Linked DNA regions of Homo sapiens: all the other regions are linked to region 2. Evidence: chromatin loops called from intact Hi-C (ENCODE). Cell type or tissue: ascending aorta. All regions are shown on one strand. Region 1 has its middle 5.0 kb from the start of PLXNA4. Region 2 overlaps PLXNA4 (plexin A4). Region 3 holds the start of PLXNA4-AS1 (PLXNA4 antisense RNA 1).

The links. Hi-C counts contacts between places; a loop is a spot of excess contacts. Peaks named below come from ENCODE experiments on the same cell type or tissue, not always from the same donor. Only the 100,000 strongest peaks of a DNase experiment are listed, where the experiment ranks them.
Region 1: a loop joins it to region 2, with 2.7 times the contacts of the local background. A loop is called at or near these places in 3 of 110 quality-filtered maps.
Region 3: it touches region 2 in a loop (2.3-fold over the local background); 2 of 110 quality-filtered maps call a loop at or near these places.

Annotation. Positions count from the first base shown.
Region 1 is chr7:132,578,960-132,583,959 of GRCh38, reverse strand. It overlaps a transcript of PLXNA4 not described here. Among named protein-coding and RNA genes, the nearest start is that of PLXNA4, 5.0 kb to the right of the region's middle. RefSeq lists a silencer at 2,988-3,157. In ascending aorta, a CTCF peak has its summit at 3,045 (motif pointing right); a DNase peak (open chromatin) is centred at 3,059.
Region 2 is chr7:132,427,935-132,432,934 of GRCh38, reverse strand. The region is part of intron 3 of PLXNA4 (plexin A4); the gene reads left to right. Among named protein-coding and RNA genes, the nearest start is that of PLXNA4-AS1, 78 kb to the right of the region's middle. In ascending aorta, no CTCF peak of the experiment used is centred here; DNase peaks (open chromatin) are centred at 1,432, 1,964 and 4,475; H3K27ac peaks cover 2,308 bases.
Region 3 is chr7:132,349,337-132,354,336 of GRCh38, reverse strand. All of the region lies in intron 3 of PLXNA4 (plexin A4), which reads left to right. It overlaps PLXNA4-AS1 (PLXNA4 antisense RNA 1), which reads right to left and starts at 2,003. Exons shown (of 2, transcript NR_199030.1): 1 at 1,956-2,003. RefSeq lists enhancers at 1,444-1,978, 1,979-2,514. In ascending aorta, no CTCF peak of the experiment used is centred here; DNase peaks (open chromatin) are centred at 1,219 and 1,966; H3K4me3 peaks cover 1,293 bases; H3K27ac peaks cover 2,247 bases.

The sequences.
Region 1 (5,000 bases), 150 kb before region 2:
AGCAGCTGGCCTGGCATCGCTGGTTGCAGAGTTGGGAAGATATGGCACGATTGGCCCTCCCCAACCCTCATGTGCTACCACACACCTCTGTGGACTTCAGGCTTCGAGGGTCCCTGCTCTCTCTGGACTCCACAAGGGACATCTCACATTTGTGAAGGTTACAGTCAGCAGGCGTGCGTTAGGAGAAAGCCCTTTAAAAACAGAGGAAGAATATAGGGCCTGGCCAGGAAAATAGGGCCAGAAGGAGAATGGAGCCAGGCCACAGAGTCCTGGAGGCAGACACTAAAGTGGAGAGAGGTCACCTTGGGCCTAAGCACTGTCCTCAGAATCCCTAAGGCAACTGTCTGCGGCTCTTTCTCTGCTTTGCATAGGCACTCCTGTCCCTTCATTCTTCTTCTTTGCCTCTTTCTTCCCTTCTTCTCTCGTCCTAATCCTTGTATATGCCTTGGCCCTGCTGATAGCTTGCAGGCTCCACTGAGCTCTCTGGAAGCTGCTGAGGGCACAGGAGAGAAGGTGATGCGAGAAGTCCTCAAGGAGAATGGTGTGGAGGGAAAGTGGACGATCAGCTTTCAATCACATCTCGCTTCTAGTCTCTTTTTACTCTACCTGCCATCTATAGGAAGCATCCTTGGGCCTCCCTCCTGCCCTGTGGTGTAGCACGGGTTAGGATCAGATGTAGGGAACACTTTCAGCACCACTGGGCCTGGTGCTTGGTGGGTGCAAGGACTCACCCTGGAGCCCCATTCAACCTCACCTCCAAAAGGCTCTCTGGCAGAGGCAGGTGCCAGACAGCTCGTGAAAGTGAACAGGACTCGGCACAACTTTCTGCCTCTCTCTTGAATGTCTCTGATGGCCAATACTCTGGAACTGAACTGACGATGGCCCATCTTAAGTGAGTGCTGGATTTCAGTATTCTGTTTGTGGATGCTTTCAAGCCTCTTCATTGGGTTTTCTCATTTCTGTGTAACACACTGAGATGTACTAAGAGGTTTAACCCCGGAGCTCTGAAGGGAGTGACTGGCAGGACATCTATTGGTGCCCAGTCCTGCCCAGTATGAGACTATCATGCATCAAGCATGCCCCACTTTGTCCTTCTTATTCTACAGCCAAGTGGGCTCAAATAATAAGCTTAAGAGGTTAATGAGGTCAAGGTCAGAGGAATGATATCTTCCCTGCAAATCACTGTGTTTATTATCTGCTACTGCATAACAAATCTCTGGCATAAAACCATATCTTATCTCTGCTCCATGATGTCTGGGACCTCAGTTGGAAACTTCTGAAGGCTGAAATCATCTGAAGGCTTAACTGGGGCTGGAGGATGGGCTCCTAGGGTGGCTCACTCATGGGGCTGGCAAGCTGGCACTGGTTGTTGGTGGGTAGCTCAGTTTCTCAACACATGGCAGGTCCAAGGGACTAAAGAGACCAAGCTGGGAGCTAAAATGTCTTTTTTTGACCTAGCCTTGGACACTGTCACTTCATGGTCACTTAAGTCAGCTCTGATTCAGCATGGGAGCAGACTGTATGAGGGCATGAATACCTCTGGTTGAGAGTCACTGGGGCCATTTTGGAGGCTGGCAACCACAGTCACTTAGAACAGCTTACACTCAGACCACCTGGCAACCATCTTGTAAATGTGTTACCAGGCAAGAGCATTCAACCCATCAGCACGAATCCATCTTCATCACAAGGAAAACAACTTGAGGCCTTTTCTGTTATGTGCACCCCAGTCAGAGGGGCCAAGTGACTCATTTAAACTACTTAGCCAGTGTACTAGGCAGTGCCAAGAGAGAGGTGCCATGTGGGAGACGTGAATTGTATCCAGTCCTTGTAATGCAGGCATACTACGGGACCTTGTGCCTCCCAGGACTTAACCCCAAGAAGGGTTACACTGAGGTATTTCTCCTTTCTTGTTGTAGCAAGACATGGCTCTGGCCAGATCTGGGACTCTCTTCTTTCTGGCCAATGGAGTTAAGTCACACCCCCTCCCTCCCTCCATCTCCCCTTACCTCACAATATCCTCTAACTTCTGGTTTCTGCGGTTAAAAAGACAAGTTTTGTTTGTTTGTTTGTTTGTTGTTTTTGTTAGTTGAAAGAGAAGGAAGCATTCTGGAGAGGGGGCAGTGGATGAAAGGGTCTGGGGAGGAAGGGGAGTAAGACTTGGACCATGGGAGGCATGGGAGTTATTTTGGTGCCCAGAGGATCAAGATCCACAGTGTGTGTGTGTGTGTGTAGGAGGAGAGGGGTGTCCTCCCCACCTAAACACCAACCCCCCGGTGTGGCTTGGAAAGCCATGGCACGGCAGCAGAGCTTGCCATGTCCAGCAGTGCAGCCGGGTGGAGGTGCCCTTGCAGAGGGCAACCACAGAGCTGGCAATGCAGAGATGTCCTTCCATCAAATGGCTCATGGGCAGTGGATTTCCAAGAGGGTACTTGTGGTGAATGAAATGGTCAGACTTGTTCCTAAGCACACCCACCAGTGGCGGTCTCTGACATAATGGGAGGAGACAGGGAGGGGTTTTTCAGTGGTGGCCAAAGTTTTATCTGAGCAGAAAAGGCTGGGAGTTGAAATTCGGATGTTAATATCTCTGTGCTGATTTGCACCCACATGCTAGGGAAGCCTGGAACAGTTGGGTCTACTGAGAATACCCAGCCACCAAGTTCAACTTACTAGTAGGCCCTGTGGTGACACAAGGATGTTCCTCCCCTCATCTTCCTTGAAAGGCAGTCACTTCTCCTTTCTGTTTTACTGTTCCATGGTCCAGTCTTGAAGACAGAACCCTTGGCTTAGAGGTCCACTTAGTCCCTTAGGAGACAGATGGAAGAATAAGTTAGTTTGAATGGACTGAGAATCTTGAGAGCTGCTGCCCATCCCTCGAAATGGCAGCATTCAAGGAGGATGCAGATTAAAGGCTGCTGGAGTGTGCTGTGGACATGTGGTGACACATGCAGAAAGCAGGGGCCAGAGGGCACCCTGGCCTCACCTGTGTCACTGCGGAAGGCTCCTCTTGCCTCCTCTGCTGAGCTGTGGGATACTGATGATATTCCTGCTGTCCTGCAGGTGGCGCCACAATTTAGGTTTTTAAGCTGCTGACTGCCTGCCTGTGGTTTTTCTATCCAGTGCAAGGTACAAGACCCAGCCATGGGGGCAGCTCTTGGGGGAAAGAAAATGTCTCTCTAGCACCACCAGGCTCTGGTGATTTATTTAACGAGCAAATCTGGCTTTTATCAACTTAAATAGCAGCACTGTTCCTAGGCTAATAAAATGGTGGTAGCTAAGTGAGGGGAAACTTAAGAGTTTCTTCTCCTCTTTCCTATTAAACTGGTCCTTTTATTCAGCTGTGGGAGATGAACCAATACTTTTTCTGTCTAAACCCAGCAATAAACCCCAACCCAAGTCCCACAGACATAGCTTCTTTAGAAAACAGGACTCTCTGAAGCAATGTGCCATTTAGCTTCTCCCTCTTGTGGCCATGGGTCCAGACAATGACATAACCAGTTTCACGACCAGGCAAGAGGTAGAGGGAGTGACTCACAGAGCCATTGTCAGTAGGGGACACCTAGATGGTCCTACTTGTGTCTCCCTTAGCCCTCACCAAGGGAGAGGGGGTAGAGGAGGTGTGAGAGCCAGAAGATCTTGTACCTAATGCAGAAACACATTTTGAACTGTGGTAAGATGCTGCTTTTGCCTGTGTATTTATTCTTGGGGTGGGGACAAGATAGCAGAAGGCCTACCCTCATTGTATCATTCTATTTGAAAAAAATAAAAAGATACATTCATCTGGAAAGCGACTCTAATTCCCTACATGTGTTTTGTACCTACCTTAGAGTTTCAAAGCACATTAATAAGATGGTATGTCCTTTGAATGTCATTGCAACTCTAAGGGGCGAATGTGTCAGGTGAGAGATGAGGTATCATTGAGAGGACGTGACCCGCTCCAAATTGTAAAGCTGGCCAATGACAGAGCCAGGAGTAGGACATGTGTTTTCTAACTTCCAATGTAGAGGCCCTACTCATCCCACCCCATTCCATTCTCCTAACTTAAGGGAGTCAATCCAATGGGTCATCACTGAAAAAAAAAAATCCTCTACTGCAGCTAATTTGACCCTTTCTACTCCTCCTTCCGATAATATGATAACTGCCCCCTTTGGTATGCCTTTTACCGTGTTATTCAGTGGAAGGCAACCGGGGAAAGGCAATTTGAGATATGGCCCCTGGCCCCATTAACAACGGGAGAGCTCGCTGGGCCCCTCACCTGCCCGTGGCTGGTCCAGCTTTTTGCTGTGTGTCTTCCCTGTCATTTGGCTCTGTTATTACTCTTCAGGCACCACATGGCATTCATTTCTTTGAATGAAAATAAATGACACCACACACTAGGCAGGAGATAAAGAATAATAAACACATTTTATTTGCCACCTCTGGAAAAAAAAAAAAAAAAAGGTCTTTGACTTCCCGTCCATCCATCAGGAAATGGGCCTGGAACTCAAGCCATATTCACACACACACGCACACACACACACACACGCACACACACACAAATACAACCGATATGAGGAGGAAAAAGACAATCAGATTGTATTAAAAATACATGCTAGAATGACTGAGAATTGAGACAGAGTTGTTTTCTCACCTTCCCCCCTTCCTTTCAGCATTTTATGACATACCCTGAAAGCTGAGTGGCCAACAGAAGTTTGAAAGGAGTCTCCCCCGCGCCTTTAATTGAACGATATTCCTTAAGTAACCCATTAGGGACTTTCATGGGGCTATCCGGGCTGTCACTTCTGGAAATGGGCCGTGATGGACCCATGCAGCAATTTTAAAAGGGACACCTAGAAGCAGTGTCAGGATCAGGTGATGCAAACCTTACATGGACCTTGGGGTGACAGGGCCTCCTTGGATTTTGTATCCTCAGTGCCCGGCTGGCCTTGTGCTAATCCCAGTCTTGCAGAGAGAGGCATTTGGCCCTGGGCTTCCTCCACCCTGGAAGGATGTTCAAGAGGCAG
Region 2 (5,000 bases):
AACAATGTACTGTACTTGTTTGCAGAGATGCTGCGGGAAAAAAATGCTAAAAGGGACTCGAAAGGCCTAGGAGTTTAGGCAATGTCATTTCTAGTGGTGTGTTTCTGGAAAGATCCTTTACTTTTGGGGGCTTTGTCTATACGATAAATGAACCTACTTTAGAGGGATGTTGTAAAAATTAGATGAGATTTTTTTCACTTTTATTCAAAAGTGAACGCACTATCCAAATGCAAACTGCTTTTAGCAATACTGTTTTCTTAAGAGATGTTCCCACAGCCTCCTTCTTACCCATTCCCTCAGTTTTTCCATCTGTGAAATAGTCCTTCCCCACACCCCATCAACAAGCAGACCTCCTCCCCTTCTCTCCCTCACGTTAGTGAAGGAAGAATAATAGATGTGAAAATCTTTGAGTTCCTTGGAACCAAGGAGTGGGATAAATACCCTATATTGATTATGATGATTATATCTGGGACTAGAAAAATATGATTGCCTGGTTGCCAGTAGCAACCAGATGGCAATGCAGGAGTAGGAAGTTGAGCTGTGTTGTGTGGAGAGCTTCCCTGAGCACAGAAACACATTTATTTTCTTCTTTTTCTCAAATCCCCATTCCTGCTTTCTTGGACTGGCATTCTTGCTTTTGGGAGACTGGTCACTCATAAACGGGATTCGAAGGGAGTTGCAGAGAGGACTAACTAAAGGCTTCTTAGAGAATGCCACGAGTGACTGGTGAGTCGTCCGTCACCAGTTCTGGTACCCCGTTAGATGCAGGGATGGGATACCCAGCTTCTTGGAGTGAGGAGGGTGGGCTGTAATTGGACCAGGGAAGAGAAGAGACTACTATTGTGGAGAAACACAGAACCTCCACGCAAAGGAAGACAGAGGAGCCATCTAAAAAGGTGTGGGGGAGAGCTCATGACAGAGGCCACCAGTAGGCAGTATGAGGAGGGTCTGAGCCTGGTTAAAACCACTTCCACCTAAGCAGAAACCAAGGTCTCAGGCAGGCATTGATTATGAGAGGCGAGGTCCTATCCTCGTCTCAGGTGTGAGCAACCGTGTCTCCAAATTCCAGATTCCTCTGTAGCACTGGGCTACGGTCTGTGCTGAACACACATTATCTCACGTACCCTTATTTAACTGATGTCCTTATTTACGTAGTCACATGGCCAGGGAGCGCTGAGGCCAAGACCAGAGCTCATGGCTGCCTGGATGCAGGGCCTGTGCTCTCTCTGCCAAGATGCTGATCATGTTCCTAGCAGGTCAGAGGCCTAAATCGTGAGCATGAGGGTTCCCAAAAGTGAGCCCTCTTGCAGGTCAGATGTCTTGCAGGTCAGAGGTCTTGGCTTGAATGCTGTGACACTCCTGTGTTCTAAGAAAGAAGGCATTTAACTTCTGAGTCACGTCTTCCCCCTCCCTTCCTCCTTCCCTCTCACAGTGTTGGGGCTATGAGTTTTCTGTTGAGCACATTGACTTGCCTGACAAAGGTCCCCACATGGGACTGCACATTTCTGGTTGTTGGTTTTCACTAGCTGGCTGAGGAGTGACGAGGAGGGTGTATGTCAGCTTCCTGAGGATGTGGTGTGTGCCTTACCACCCAGGATTGGGAGGGGGAGAGGGGAGGTGGGGAGTGATTGTGGACTGTGGTCAACTACCCTTCCACCTCTCTGGCAAAAACAAGCTTCTCTGGCCTGACTGGGACTCCTGGCCAATGGACAGAATTTGACCAAGATTAGCAAATTTCTATTGAGAATCTGCTCCATGCAGGGCACGAGGGTAAGCACTTCACATGTTTAACCACATCTCAGCTTCACATGGACCCTGTGAGATGATGACTCCATTTTATTGCCTCGGTTTTACAGATAGGGAAACTGGGTTCTAGAAAGGACTGATCATTTACAGGGAGTAAGTGCTGGAGTTGGACTTGAGCCCAGTTTATCTGATTCCCGGGTCTACACTCATAACCATGAATCACTTTACAAGTCCCACCTCCTCCCGCTGGCCCACAGCCACTCTTCCGCTTCACCCAGCGGTGTGGCCGAGGCTGCTGCTCCTGTCCTAGTTTAGGGTTTCTTTAAAGAGACTCCTTGCTTATCCAGTCCTTATGTACTCTGCCACCATGTTCACTTTCCTAATCTCATTGCCACCCAACCATCTTTGCTCAGAAGATTCAATGCCTCCTACCACCTACAGATGTTTAAACTCTTTTGCCTGACTTTCTTGGCCCTCAACAATCTAGAAACAGCTTAACTCTGGGTTGTTAGCACTCAAGCTATTACTCCTCAAGAGGCATGAAGACTGCAACCTCAGCTATGCATGTTCTTATAGACACCATCATGCCTTGCTAGTTGTTCTTTCTGGCTGGAATTTTTCTCTCCTCTTTCTCTGTGCCCCAACTGTGCATACCCTAATCCGACTCATCTTGTCAGGCTTAGCTCAACTGCCCCCTCTGTCATTGGCCCTTTCTTGGCTTCCTCAGCTGGACCTAATTCTCCCTCCTCTCTGCTTGCATAGGATTTGATCTGCCTTGTGCTACTTAACCATTTCCATCTTGCACATTGATTTACTAATTCACTCAGCATTTCCTGAGCTTCTCCTGTGTGCCTCATGCGGTGCTGGGTGCTGGGTGCAGAAGAGGAGTAATGTCCCTGCTGTCAGGGTACTAACCGCATAGAGACTTGATGTCTGTATGTGTCTGATATCCTGTGCCTGATTTTCCTCTGGCATGATGCCAGAATAGGCATTCACTCAATATGCTGGTTTTGAATGAATGAAGATACTTGGTACTCCCTGTTGCTAAACGGAGAGGCAGTAGGAGAAGACAGTGGTAAGTTAGGTTGTGCTGCATAGAAACTCAGGATGTTGGTCTCTTATTACCTCATATGCCACAAATACCCTCTGCATAGAGAGGGGCAGATTGAGACGCAATTCCTCTTCCATATTCTTCTGGGGAGGGATTGTTTGCCCATCTAGGGAAAGCTGTCATCCAGCTGCCCACTCTGCTCCTGGGGACTGGGTTCTCACAGACGTCAGAGGTGTCTTGAGTAAACCTCGTAGGATGATTTCCTGAGGGCTTGCATAGTTGGTAATAGCCTGGCCTACCACGGCAATGTGACCTAGAAAAGACTGACCATCAAGCCTTGTTCTAAATACCATGCTGGGTTTATGGAGTCAAGGAATGGTTAAACTCTGGGTGTGGAATAATCAGAGAAGCACAAAGTCTTCTAGCAACATCCTAGAGCAACAGTCGGCAAACTCCAACCCATGGACTGGATCTTGTTTGCCACTTGTTTTTATAGCTCACAAGTGAAGAATGATTTTTATGTTTTGAAATGGTTGAAAAAAATCAAAAGAACAATATATCATGGCATGTGAAAATAATATGAAATTCAAGTTACAGTGTCTGCAAATACAGTTTTGCTAGAACACAGCCATGCTTACCTGTTTATATATTGTCTGTGCCTGCTTTCGTGGTGTGATGGCAAAGTTGAGTTGTTGCTACAGAGATTGCATGGCCCATAAAACTTAAACTATTTATCTGACCCTTCCTGGGAAAAGTTTGCCCATCTTTACTCTAGAGGGCAAAGTTCTTCCTATACCCATCCATTTTGGTCAAGAAGGTAGAATTTCCCAGCTGTCCAGTGGGTGGGACCAGTGAATTGTAACCCAGGGACCAAAGACAGAAGTTAAGGAGCCTGCACATGGACAAAGTGTTGGCCTGGGGCTTGGAGTCCTGAGTTCTGTTGGCTTGGGGCAAGACCTTTTCTCTCTTGGTCTTTCTCATCTTGACAATGAGAAGTTTGGGCTGCATGATCTTGAAGGGGGACGTGGTTCTGTAGTCTACATGGCTATTCCACAGAGAGGTCTGCATTGCATGAGGACTTTCTGAGCCGTCCTTTGAGGCCCTGAGCTGGAGGCAGCCCCCAGCTGACCAGCAGGCAGACATAGGAGTGCCTTTGTCCTTCCCACTCTCCTTCAGGGTCTAAGCCCTTGCACCCCGAAAGCTTTCCAGAAGTACCATCTTTTCCTCACATTGGTCCCTGTTTGGACTCAGTTCAGCCTTTTTCTTTTCCCCTGAAGTGCCTGAGATCTAGGAGAACTGTAATTATGTAATTCTTCCTCGTTATCTTTTCTAATTGTTCTCAGAGCTGTTTCCTAAACTGATTGGAAACAATTGCAGACAGGGAATGGAGTGGGAGGTAGGCGAGGACCTGGAGGCTGGCCAGAGCTTGGCCGTCTGATGGAGGCAGTGTCTTGGCAGTGGTCTCAAGGACCGGGACAGAGGGGACCACCGGGAGCCAGGCTGCCCCATACGGTTCCTGTGTCTGAGTAGCAGGGGTAGCAAGAAGGAAACACTCACTGAGGTGTTGGAAGCTTCGGTTTAATCACCCCAAAATAATAAATCTCCCGCCTGCTCTCGGGCCCTAGAGACCCAGCTGTTTTCCCTTTCTCTGCTGACACTGGTAGAGCTCCCTGGGGATTGCACCAGGCGCCAACAGGGAGCAAGGTCCTCGCCTCCTGGCATCGGATTGTTTGTGCTTTCTTAACAGAACAAAAATTGCAACTCTTGAGCCATCCATCACCCCCAGAAAGCTAGGGAGAGCCAGATGGGGAGAGCATAGGGACTTCCCACTGATTTCAGCCTGAGTGGGTAGAATGGGGTCCCTGCTATGAGATCTTTGGGAAAGCATCAAAGGTGCTGGCTCTTTGGGCCAGAGCCCCAGGAAAGGGACCCTCCTGGGACGTCCCCGCTATTAGGAATTTGTCCCTTCACTGCAGGGTTCTCTGGTGGGGGCAGGCAGAAGGCAGCTCATGCAGGGCACTTGGGGTACATGGGGCCTCCCATGTCACCTGGAGGCTTTCCTGCAGTGTCCCTTGGTTTCCCTGTCTGTGCCGATGTCCTCCCCTCCCCCATGCCTCGTCTCACCTGCTTTGCAGAAGCATATGGGTTTTCTAGCAAGGGGAGAGGAGAGGGGATGTGGAGGGGATGCCCACCTTGCCTGTTA
Region 3 (5,000 bases), 79 kb after region 2:
TGGGTTTCAAATAAAAACTCCTCCTGGCTAAATTGTGAGTACCGTGAGTTCACAGGGATACATGTTTGTGGATTTGCGCTCATTCCTGATTTAAACCCCTTAATATGCACAGGCTCAGTGTGCAGTGCACTCACACACACACACACACACGCACACACTGTTGGTGCCCCAGGCTTACAGGCATACACATTTCTGGCTGTAATGATTCAGATGCCATTAATCCAAACCCGCCAGGACAGTTGCTCCTTTGATGTCCCCTTGGGGGAACATTCCAGGAGGTCCCACTCTTACTGATGTGGAACTCTCTGGGGGTCAGTGAGCAATGAGGACATGTGTTGGGGGTTGGACGGGAGAAGAAAACCCTGGGCTCAGGCTCCATGAGGAAAACAGATCTGACTTGAAAAGAATTCAGACTTTCAGGGGTTGCAAAGCTTTCAAGAAGCACAACAGACTTCATTATTGCCAGGCTATGAGGACCTTCCTTGCAGAAAACAGGACAACTGACACCTCATTGCAGGGCTGAGCAAGATACTGCTTGCCCCCCACCTCAAGTTCTCCCCATAATAAATGGAGGAAATTCATCCTTTCTCTGCCTCTCAACCATAGAACCAAGTCATTCATAGACTTATTGGGTCAAATAAGAACAGCAGAGGAAGCTAATGCAGGGATGAAATAAATCATGCTTGTGTTTTTTTGTTTTGTTTTGTAATAAGGTTTTCCTCGAGCTTCAGGAAAGTCAACATCCCAAATAAACAGAACTTGCCAAACAGATATTTCAAGGTGAGATAATATGTATTAGGAGGAGAAACTTCCTAGTGAATATAGGAAGAAATGCAGTTTGTAAATTTCAGCTTTCCAAGCAACTTTTCCAACATATATATATATATATGTTGCATAGAACCGAGTACACAAACCTGTGATTAAGTAATAATGGTAAGATTATAGCAATTGGCATTGCACTGATGCTAAGTTTATACCATAACAATTAGTCCTCAGATGTGATTTAATAAAGGAATAAGCACATATTTAAGAATGGATCTAAGAACAACTTAGAAAGTAATCACAAAAAGTGTTCTGGGATGGAGCCATAAAAACTGGGCCAATAAATCTCAGCCAGCCAACCAGACATTCTGTTATTTGATAAAACTAATAATGCAAAACTTATTGCAATAGCAGAAACGTCATAAAAATGTAGTAAAAATAAACAAGCACATGGCTCTGGCAGAAGAGCTAAAAACAAGCGTGGAAATTGAAGACATCAAAGTATAGCCAAGAAACATCTTGGCAAGTGGGAGCAGGCGACGTTCACATATATTAGTGGAAAATGTTAAGGAATTTGGGATTTTTTTTTCATGTTTGAGCAATATTTTGGGAAGTGATATTTCATACATACTTGTCTCTGTACCAAGATATTTCCCCTCCCAAGATTATTTTGCAACGTACTTGACTGGTGAGGTCTGTTACTTTTATGATGCCTTTTGGTAGAAAGATCTGAAATTTGTACAGCAAAGGGGAGAAGGCACTAAACGTTATTAAGCCTCCTACTCACCACTTTAGCTGTATTATCTCAATTAATTCTCAAAGCAATCCCGAGTGGAAGGAAAGCGTGTTCCTATTTTACGTAGGAGGATGCTGCAGCTTTGAGAAGTTGGTCACAAGTGTCTGGAAACTGCCACCAGCCCGGAGAGTGTTCGCTTCCCCATAGTGTGTGAACTTTTTCCCATATCCCTCCTGTATTCAGGTTCTACCACGTGCCCCTGAGGGTCTTTCAAGGATTGACCAGGCAGGGGATGGGAGGAGATTCAAAGGTCAAGGTAAACTCTGCTTCCAACCCCAAGTCCCCCTTTTCATCACTGTCCCATGAAAAACTCCTGCACCTCCCACTGCCAATCTCGCCCACGGCAGCTTGGAAGCAGGAGGGGGAGGCTGGCCTCCCTCCCTGGGGCTCTACTCACAGTCTGAAGTCTGCTGCCCAGCCTCGGCAGGCACGCACAGCTCTGCACCTCCTACAGCCACCGAGTACCGGAAGCTGGCCAGTCAGGGATGGGCACACGTAGGCGAGAGGGGGGCCTGCTTCGGCCTCTGGGCACTTATCAGAGGAGGAGGAGGAGGAAAAAAGCTGTGTTTTGGATCTGAAAGGGTTACAGGGTCTGCCCAGCCCCTGGGATGGCAGCCAGCAGGGGAAGTGGGGAAGCTGTGAGGAGAATAGCAAGTTTCTCCTTGCAGGGACCCTATTCCAGCTGAATGCAGCCTCCTCGCCCTTAAATCCAATTAAAGGCCGATATTATGTCAGTGGAAATGTATGCCAATCCTAATATAGTCTAATAAGCCTTAAAATAGCACTCTGTAAGTGGAAAGCCCTGTGGTTTAATTTGATTCGCAGCCTAATAACAGGCTTAATAAGAGGGAATTGGCCCCCTTTTATTTTCCAACTGGTCTCTGCATGCTCTTTTCTTCTTTTCTTTCTTTGTCTCCTTTATCTCTTTCTCTGGAACTCTGTGGAATGACCAAGAGAGGCAGGAGTGAGCAGGAGGTGGGCGCATCTTCCCCCACATTGCTTCCAGCTCAGAGGCCTGGTACCTGCTACCTAAGTGTGGTTCTGGGATGTGGCAGGGACTCTAGGTCCTTGGCTGGGTCCTACATGTGACTTGACTCATGGTGCACATGGACAAGGTGCTTCCTGTTGGCTTTGTTGCCTTCCATTGTAATGGAGAAGGTGGATGGGAAGTACCTCAAAGCAGGTATCTTGGGCATGCACCTTTGGATGAGAAAGGACTCATCGCTTTCTTCCTGGGCCTTGGGTCTCCCCTCCCAGGAAGCTGGAGCCAACGGCCATTCTCACACACCCTCTGCTAGAGATGACGGGGTGGCCAGCCATGGGCAAGTCTTATCAACACAATCTGGAAACTGAATCCGCTTTATGGAACTTTGAATCAATTCTTTATAAGGACAAAGGATTCTCAAACATTTAAAAAGCAGAGTTTTTGAATTTAAAGTACTCTTAAAAAACAGCTTTAATGAGATATATTCACATTTGGTATAATTCACCTATTTAAAGAGTACAAGTCAATGGCTTTTGCAATTCAGTAGCTTTTACTATAATTACAGAGTTGCACAACCATCACCACAATCAATTTTAGAACATTCTTATTGCTGCAAAAAGACAGCTCAAATCCCTTAGCCATCACCCTCTCCAGCTCCACATGGCCCCCAGCCCTAGGTAGCCACTAATCTATCTTTCTCTGTACATTTGTCTATTCTGGACATTGTGTATAAAAGGAATCTTATATGTAGCCTTTTGTGTCTGGCTTCTTTCTTACTCAGCATAATGCTTTCAAGGTTTAGCCACATTGTAGCATGGATCAGTACTTCATTCCTTTTCCTTGCCACTAATATTCCATTGTATGGATATACCACATTTTATTCACCCATTCTTTATCTGATGGACTTTTGCATTGTTTCCTTTTTTGGCTATTCTGAATAATGCTGCTATGAACATTTGTGTATACATTTTTGTCTGGATATATGTTTTCATTTGTCTTGCATATATTTCAAGGAGTGGAATTTTGGGATCATATAGTAAATCTATTTCACCACTTGAGAAGGTGCCAGGCTGTTTTCCAAAGCAGCCACCTCACTTCCATTCCCACCAGCAATGTGTGAGGGTTCCAATTGCTGCACACCCTCACCAACACTTGTCATTTTCTATCCTTTACTCTAGCCATCCCAGCGGGTGGGAAATGGCATCTCCTGCTCATTGACGCTATGATTTGCATTTCTCTGAATGGAGTTAATGTATTCTTTTATTTTTTTATTTTTTATTTTTATTTTTTGAGACAGACTCCCAGTCTGTTGCCCAGGCTGGAGTGCAGTGGCACAATCTTGGCTCAATGCAGTCTCCACCTCTGGTTCAAGCAATTCTCATGCCTCAGCCTCCCAAGTAGCTGGGACTACAGGTGCGCACCACCATGCTCAGCTAACTTTTGTATTTTTTAGTAGAGATGAGGGTTTCACCATGTTGGCCAGGCTGGTCTCAAACTCCTGACCTCAAGTGATCTGCCTGCCTCAGCATCCCAAAGTGCTGGGATTACAGGTGTGAGCCACCGCACCTGGCCCTGAGTTAATGTATTCTTGATCTGAACTGGTCTGCAAGTTAATAAACAATTAACTTGTGAACAGAATTTAAACCTCAGCTGTGGTGATGATTAACCAGATCATCTTGAACCCCTTACTTATCTGAATCTTAACTTCTGGATTTGTGAACAGGAGGTTGGGATTTTGAAGATTCACTCAGAGAATGTGGGGAACAGCTTACAAAGGGGAGGGCTGCAGCACACATTCATTTCCTTCCCTTCACCTGGTCCTAATGTGTATGCCTCCATTTTTGGGATGGTACAATGGGAATGATATTTACTCCTGAGCCATCAATTTTGCAACAAGGTCAGAAGAAAAAATATACTTAAAAAAAAGGACGGTGATGATGGGTTGAGTTGGGACAAAGGAAAAGGGCATTTGATGGCAAGATACAGAAATTGGAGTTTTATTTTTTTTTATTAATAAGAAGCAGCAAGGGGTGAAAAGCAACAGGATACCCATCCTCAATATAAGAGGGGTTATCATGGGGAGGAGAGTGACCAGCTGTTCCTGATCTCCACGAAGGACATCAGAAGGGGAAATGCATTTAAACTGTGGGAAGCAGCCTGTAGCTTCATTATTAGGATGAGCTCCTTTACTGTCAGGGTCGTGAAACATTGGAATGGGAATTTATCAAGTTTCCTGTCCCTGAGGGCCTTTCCAAATATGATCAATTACATCTAGGAGTGGGAATGAGATGCCCTGAGGCAGCTCTGTCCAGCACAAAAATGCTGCAATTCCTGGCAGTGGCCCCCCTTGGTAGCCCTCCCTGTGTTGGCTCCCTGCACACACCAGGCAGGGTTGCAGCCACTCCTCCGACCCCACCAGCCCCCTACCCCCACACCCTGTTTTGGCTGGACCCAGTT